Regions from separate parts of the Homo sapiens genome. Here region 1 is linked to region 2. Evidence: read pairs that join two places in POLR2A ChIA-PET (ENCODE). Cell type or tissue: K562. All regions are shown on one strand.

What was found. Peaks named below come from ENCODE experiments on the same cell type or tissue, not always from the same donor. Only the 100,000 strongest peaks of a DNase experiment are listed, where the experiment ranks them.
Region 1: POLR2A ChIA-PET joins it to region 2 with 5 read pairs; 14 of 35 experiments call an interaction of 5 or more read pairs at or near these places.

The regions. Positions count from the first base shown.
Region 1 is chr4:6,865,463-6,869,462 of GRCh38, forward strand. All of the region lies in intron 7 of KIAA0232, which reads left to right. Among named protein-coding and RNA genes, the nearest start is that of TBC1D14, 42 kb to the right of the region's middle. In K562, no CTCF peak of the experiment used is centred here; no DNase peak of the experiment used is centred here.
Region 2 is chr4:6,728,445-6,732,444 of GRCh38, forward strand. No RefSeq gene overlaps it. Among named protein-coding and RNA genes, the nearest start is that of BLOC1S4, 14 kb to the left of the region's middle. RefSeq lists an enhancer at 3,689-4,000. In K562, no CTCF peak of the experiment used is centred here; DNase peaks (open chromatin) are centred at 2,317 and 2,677; H3K4me3 peaks cover 1,068 bases.

The sequences.
Region 1 (4,000 bases), 140 kb after region 2:
CTAATTATTTGTATTTTTAGTAGAGACGGGGTTTTACCAGGTTGGCCAGGCTGGTCTTGAACTCCTAACTTCAAGTGATCCACCTGCCTTGGCCTCCCAAAGTGTTGGGATTACAGGCGTGAGCCACCGCGTCCGGCCCAGCTTATTGAAAAAAAGAGATGGAGGTGTTTAGAAGCCATGCCACCTGTGGCCAGAGAGCAGATGAGTGTTGCACTTCCTCCCAACTGTCCTGCACACCCTACCCACCATTGCACATCCAAATCCTACCCATACCATGAGACTTATTTCATATACCACCTCCTTCACTGACACTTTCCCTAATTCCCTCTCTCCCCTGCTCCAGCCCCACTCTGCATCAGAATTAATTTTGCCCCTCTCTTAATTTTCATGCACTTTATGCCTCTTTTTGATTGCATTTTTCATTTCTCATGAGTTATTTATATCCTGGACTATAAGCTCCTTGTGGCTGTGGACCATGCCTTACTTATTTGTCGCATCAGAGTGCCCAGGTGTGGGACTGCTTGCCTGTGATTCTAGGAAGCCCCCAGGCGACTTGAGAGGCACTGCTCTAATCAGCTACCTAGAGACCCGTAGAGGATGAATTTAATCCCATTGAAACACTGCTAAGAAAAAACCCAATAATATTGTTAGCCTTTATCTGTTTGTTTATTGCCCCATTTTTCATCCTTAAATATTCCTTTATGTACTTTGTATTTCACCTGGTTCCAGATTGGGAAGAAAGAAAAAGAGGAAAGAAGCAAGATTCTACATCATACCACTACCATATTCCTTCGCTTTCTAGTATGTTGATGTATTTATGTGTTATCAGAATTCCGGGTTTCCTTGAAAGGTCTTAGCTGCCAAAAAAATTCCCAGAGGACATTTTGGGATTGTCTGATAGTTTAGATGTTGTCAGCACTGCTCTCTCGGCAGCATTGTTATACTTTAGAAGCCAGGTTGAAGCTTACTTCATAGATTCATCTGAGATGTGCAGGAGGCTGAGTGACCTGAAGGGACAGTTTGGGGCCAGCCTGGGACTAGAACCTGTATCTTTCTGTTCTGTCACATTGCTTGGTCAGTCTGAAAGGTGCTTTTAAGAGGATGTGCTTCCGGCCCTTTTCCTGAGTCAGTACAGTCTTTTCAGGAAGCAATCTGGGAGGCCTGTTTAAAGATCAGTAGAACCCCATCTGTTTCAGACTTAGATGATGAAAATGTAGGATTTCCGATAGAACTGGTGTCTAAGAGCATGAAAATAATATGATTATTTTCAAAAGTTTAGTTCAATTCAGCAAACATTTAGTGAGTACCTGTTTACATGCCTGTTGCTAAAGTAGGTGTCCTGGATGAATAAGACTTTGTCCTTGCCCATACAGAATTCAGCGTAGTGAAGATGACCAACTTGTACCATGTTACTTATTTTAACTGAAATAGGTAATTTATTCATATGGTTCAAATTCAGAAGTTACAAGTGTATGTGTACATACACAGTGAAAGGTTTCCTCCCCAGCGGCAACCACTAGTGTGAGTTCTGATGTATTCTCCAAGGATATTTTTTGCGCGTATTAACAAGTAAATGTTCACATGTATTTCTTCCTATTTTTTCTTTTTGCTGAAATGGTACTTTATTGTAATCACCCTTCCTTTTTTTATTTTCTGCACACTATTCCATCGTATGGATATACCGTAATCTACCTAGTCAGTTCTTTATGTTTTAGGGCATTTGACCAATGCAGTTTTAGGTGCTGTAGGTAGAATGGTGGAGGGGAGCACAGAATGCTGTGGGAACCTGCAGGAGAACCCTTCCAGCCTGTGAAGGTTGAGGAAGGTTTCTTGAGCATATCTGAGTGTCCAGAGTAGAAGGACGGAGGCAGGGCAGTCCAGGCAGAAGGAACAGCAGAAGCAAGGGTAAAGAGATTTGAATCTGCTGATGTGTGCAGGGCAGCTGTGAACAGGGATCTCACGGTCTCTGGAGTATAAGCCATACGGTTAAGAGTAGCACAGATGAAGCACAGTGTGCCTTGGTATCTGGACATACATTTGTGGTGAAAATGTTCTTGTCGTTTCTTTGGTTGCCAACTTAGTACCAAGCACCTTGAGGCACAGAAAATAAGCAAAAGGCTTACTTGCTGTCTTCAGGGAATTTCAGTCCACTCAGGAGAGGAGCTCACTGTGCTGTGGAGGTCAGCAGGTCTGGAGGGACAGGAAGGCTCTGATGAGTAAAGAAGGAGTGAGGGTCAGGGGTCATGCTGGTGATGTGCCACCCGGCACATCTATGTAGAGGCTTCTGTCACCACTATCCTACTGGATGCCCATGTAGACCTCATGCGGTAGGTTATTTTCCCCACTTCTAAAGACACATAGGCTCTGAGAGGTGAGACAGCTGCCCCAGATCCCAGTGTGGGGGACAGGCAAAGCATTTTCCACCACTCTGCACCTCTGTGAACTGAGGAAGACTTAGACCAGCAGTTCTGTGTCTCTTGTTTGTCTCTGTTGCACTCAGTATCTCTTCATTGATGTTTCATTTCTTCCTTCCCAGAGAACAAGGTACATGGAAGTCTTGCTTTTCCTGGTGTGACCCAAATGAGAGCTGATTGTGGCAAAGGGGCAAGATTCCCAGAGTAAAACTAAAACCAAGCACCTTTCTCTTTACCCAAACTAGGAGTATTCTGTGAGAATTTACAGCTGTGAAGCCTTTGTTTCCTTCACCCAGCTTCCACCTTCTAAAGAATTTCTCAATTTTACATCTGTTGCTAAAAACATTTCTGGTTAGGCTTTTTGGATTAAGTTTATGTCTTCTTTTCACTGTTTCATTCATTCATCAAGTATTTCTTATGTACCTGCTCGGCCAGGTACTATTCTTGGTGCTGGGAATAAGTAACAAAGCTCTTGGTGCTGGTGGAGTCACATCCCACCTTGGGGAGCTGACAATAAACATGTTAAGTTATATAGTGTGTTACAATATAAATGCTGTTGGAAAGGAGGATCGCTGGACGAGGGGCATTGGGTTTGGGAGTGATGGCAGGAGTTTGCTGTGTTATGGGCGGTGTGAGAGCAGGCTTCCTCGCCAAGGTGCAATTTAAGGAAATACTTAGAGGTAAGAGAGTGAGCTGAGAGGATGCCTGGCAGGAAAGGGAGGGCAGCACTGAGGCCGCTGCTGTGCCTGCCTGTCCATGACAGCGACCTTCTGATCCGCTTTCAGCTTCCTCCATTGTCTCTTCATTCTTTTCATTCCCAGCCACAGCAGAAGTTGAATTAATACATTCGATGATGTATTAGATGAATATAGCATGATCCAGCCTAAAAGTTATAAATGAGTGGAGAGATGTCATAACAAGATGCATATTCCTTGAATATGTTTAGTATAAAACGGGACAAATAAGTCCCTGCCATAGGAATTGACATTCAAATGGAGGATGCAGAAAAAAGACTCCCAAATTTATGGTAGAAACTGGTGTGCCCTTCACAGTGGTTTCAGCAAGAGAGAGAAGAAATGATGTATGAGATAGTCAGAGACTGTTGGCCTGGCGGAAACTTTTCTTCACGTCAGCAGACACTGAGTATCTGCTTTGTGCGGGGCCCCATACTTGGGAATGCAAAGATGAGGAAGACGTGGTCCCGCCCCTCAGGAAGCTTACAGTCGGGTTCTGCTGGGATCTAAACTCGTCTTGGTTCATGCTGCCCCTGCTCCCAGGTTCCTGGCCCCTCTAGCCTGCTTTCCCTGACCTGTCCCATCCCCCACCATGAACTCACTCCCTTTCTTGATCTTAATCCTCAAGAAAGGATGAAAAGATAAGCAGTGTATTTAAACTGATCATTCCTGCAAAGAGCTTTTTCTTTCTCAAATAAGAACCTGTTAACCTCTAAATCCACTTATCTTCAATAGCGCCTTAGGGAGGTGATGGAGAGAGTTCTGGCTGGGGCACCTTCCTTGCTCCCCCTGAGTAGCACTAAGTAATCTCACAGGACAGGCAAGGCCTTTCTGAAGAGGTCTTAGAGTGCA
Region 2 (4,000 bases):
CCTGGCTTTGTCCCACCTCAAGACCTTCACACCTGCTGTTCCCTGGGCCTGGAATCCTGCCCCTGGCTTTTTCACGTGAAGATCGCCCTCCGCTGGAACACCCACTTCCCTGGGCAGCTGCCCCGCCGCATTTGGATCGTCCTCCGCTGGAACACCCACTTCCTTGGGTGGCTGCCCCCGCCACATTAGGAGCTGCTTCCCTGGAATTCTCTGTCCAGTGCCTGCATAGCTCCTTTCTAGACCTCACTGATGGAGCTAATGCTTATTTACCTATTTCCATTAGACTTGGAGCACCCCGGGGCCAGGACCTGTCCTGCCCTGCTTGCCCTGTGTCCTCAGTTCCCAGGACAGTGTGGGCTCCCAGGACTTGTTGAGTGAGCACTTCTTGTTAAGTAAACTAACAAGTGGACCAACAAGAGCAGAAAGCTGATTGTGTGTCCATTTTACAGTGGAGGACAGTGGCCTGCATCCAACACAGGGAATGCCGCAGTCACGGAAGTTGTCAGAGATACAGACACTAGAATCCCGTCCTCCACTCATTCATGCAACAGGTTTTCATCCAGTGCCTGCTGCCTGCAGAGATGGCCCTGTGGCAGGGTGCAGCCCAGGGAGGGGGGGCAGGCCATGAGAAGGGCTTCCATGGAGGCAGGGACAGAGGCCAGGTGCAGAGCCCACTACTCCCTGGGGAGGGGTGGTCAGGGAAGCCTCCCTGGGGGAGGCGAGGCAGTCCTGGAGTGGAGTCCCAAGAAAGGAACTGCCGTTCAGCAGTGGGTGAGAGCCAGGCAAGCAGTGCGCATAAAGGGAGGACCTCGAGGGGCTGTGGAGCTGACCTCCAGCCCAGCAGGGTGGGTGCGGGGATGAGGCCTGGATCTGCTCTGTGCAGGCTCAGGAACCGGGGTCACTAGTGGAAGCCCAGGAGGATCTGTTTTATGTCAATATAAAGGAACGTTTCCCAGAGGCAGAGCCATGCAAATAGAATGAACTTTCTGAGGAAGGAGTGAGCTCTCCATTCCTGGGGTTATGTAAGCTGTGATGCTGGAGAGGGATGAGGGGTTCGCCTAGACAGAAACCCTGTAAAATCCCTTCTGATCTAAAAAATCTATATTGAAAAGTGTCTAATGCAGGCAGAAGAGGTACTTATCAGATAATATCAACATAATTTTCATACAAATATGCATAAAGGTGATCATTACAGAGATTTTTTATGGAATGCAAAAAACCCATCTCATAAATCCCACTTTTAGAGAGTTTCTCAGGCAATCAACGCATGAGTATTCAGACACTTGGCTAAAATCACTGCAGTGGTGTTTGTAACAGAGGAAAATTGGAAACAATCCGAATGTTAACTTATATGTTTATTTTCTGTCTCCCCTCTAAGCTGCAAGCTCTAAGAGGGTAGACCTTGTCCGTCTCATTGGCAGCTCTGTCCTTCAGATGCAGTGGATAGAAGAGATAGAATGTGCTCTTTGTTTCATTTTTTAAATTTTGTTTTCTCACTGCCTATTCTGTGAACCTATGTACTCTTTTTTTAAAAGTATAACTTGGCCAGGCGTGGTGGTTCACGGCTGTAATCCCAGCACTTTGAGAAGCCAAGGTGGGCGGATTGCTTGAGGCCAGGAGTTTGAGACCAGCCCGGCCAACACAGTGAAACCCTGTCTCTACGAAAAATACAAAAATTAGCCAGGCATGGTGGTGCACACCTGTAGTCCCAGCTACTCGGGAGGGTGAGGCATGAGAATCGCTTGAACCTGGGAGGCGGAGGTTGCGGTGAGCCTAGATTACACCACTGCACTCCAGCCTGGGCAAAATAGTGAGACTCTGTCTCAAAAAATAAATAAATAAAAAATAAAAAAAGTGATAAAAGTATAACTCTACTGATGAGAAACAGAGTTCATCCAAACGTTATTATAACAGCAGTTGTTTCTGGGTGATGGATCGAAGATTATTTTTATTTTGTTCTTTATGTTGCACTGAGTTTTTCATGCTATCTACAATAGACACACACGATGTTTGTAATGTGAAAAATTTTTGAGAAAAAACAAAATGACATCAGAGTTAAAAAAAAAAAAAAAAAGCAGGAAAGAAAAACGACTTCATTTGCTGAGCTCCGAGAATGGATTTTTTAAAGTCAAACAAAATCGTTTAAGATTTTCTCTAAATGCCCTTAGTGGTATCTTCTTGCCATCTGGCTAGGATCACACGAGAACAACCCAACTCGTTTGGGGAAGAAAATTGTCTTCAGTGTCGCAGTAGCCACCTCTAAACTCGCCTCCTCCACCCAGGGTGTTTTGTCGTAGCCTACCGTGGGCGTGGACTTGACATTTATCTGGGCTCACAAGCCTGCAGGGCTGTCTGGGTGTCCCAAAGCCACTTCTGCTCAAGGCAGATAACTGCCAAAGAAATAACTCTGCCAGCGAAGAATCTGCCTTTGAATCTGTCTTCCCAAACAAGCAAGCTCTCTCAATGTTCAGGAGAAAACAGCTCGCTCGCTCTGAGTTGTTCGAATTTGTGGAGCTCTCCAGTTCTTGGGGCCCAAAGGGATTCAGCCTCCTGGCGGGGTTGGGATCGAAGCTACCTATTAGAAGTCACTGCTCACCATCTGTCACCCTGGGGAAGTAGAGCGGTTCCCAGCCACTGGACATGTGCAAGCCGAGGGTGGGCCACCCTTTGTCAGAGAGCTTGTAGCGGAAGTGCGATCATCAGATGGGGGTGGGGGCGGGTCTTATTGCCTCCAATGGCCAGGTGACAGGGCCTTTGCTCAGAGGGGTGAAATTCGCCAGGGTCTCCTAGTCTACCCAGTAAATCTGGGCTGCCCTAATTATAGCCTCCCCACTGCGCTTACTGGTAGCATTTTGTACAAGATGTTAGGGTTGCCTAGAGGAGGAAGGGGACCCTTTGGGAGAGACAAGGGGCTCTCACCCTCTGGTTCCACAATGACAGCACGGTATTCGCCAGTTCAGGGTCCCTGCCCCTGGAGCTCATGCCTGTAGCCGCCCCGTCCCACAGACAGAAGCACACACAGGCGCCTCTCCTCATGTGCAGCTGGCTCTGAGATTCATGGAACAAGAAGAGCCAACTCCTAGGAGGAGGCCAGTTCAAATTCTGCCTTTTTCCGGCTGTGTACTCTTGGAGAAGTTACACACCTCTCTGAAAAATTGTTGAAAGTAAACTTACTGCACAGGACACTTTCTGTGCTCAGTTATGTCTGCCGAGTTCAGCTGGCGTGCAGGCACTGCCACAGGCCCCGAGAAAAGAACGGGGTGCAGAGCAGGGGCTGCTTTCAGGGACCCGCCGTGCTAGTGAAGGTGGAACGGTAAAGAGGGTCCCGGGTTTAAGGGCGCGGGCAGTGATGGGAGCACAGACCCAGTGAGGCAGGGGAGGGTGAGGGAGGCCTTCTGCAGAGGGGGTACCCTGCAGACAGAGTCAGGGAGAGATCAAGAGACGGGGATGGCCAGGAGGGCACAGGGCTCACTGGCCAGGCAACATCGCCATTATTTCTGTTATTATGACTTCTCCTGCTGAGGCACAGAGAGGGTAAGACACCTGCCCAGGGACACCCTGTTAGAAGGTGGCAGGGCCAGGACTCAGCCGCAGGCCTGTCTGGGGGCCCCCATGCACACGGTGCACTGGTCTTCAATGGGTGCACAGGTGGGATCTCTTTTCTTTTCTTTTCTTTCCTTTCCTTTTCTTTCTTTTTTTTTAGATGGAGTCTCACTCTGTCACCCAGGCTGGAGTGCAATGGTACGATCTTGGCTCACTGCAACTTCCATCTCCTGGGTCCAAGCGATTCTCACCTCAGCCTCCAGAATAGCTGGGATTACAGGCGCATGCCACCACGCCCTACGAATTTTTGTATTTTTAGCAGAGACAGGGTTTCACCATGTTGACCAGGCTGGTCTTGAACTCCTGACCTCAAGTGATCCACCTGCCTTGGCCTCCCAAAGTGCTGGGAATACAGGCATCAGCCACCGCGCCCATGGGTAGGATCATGGGTAGGATC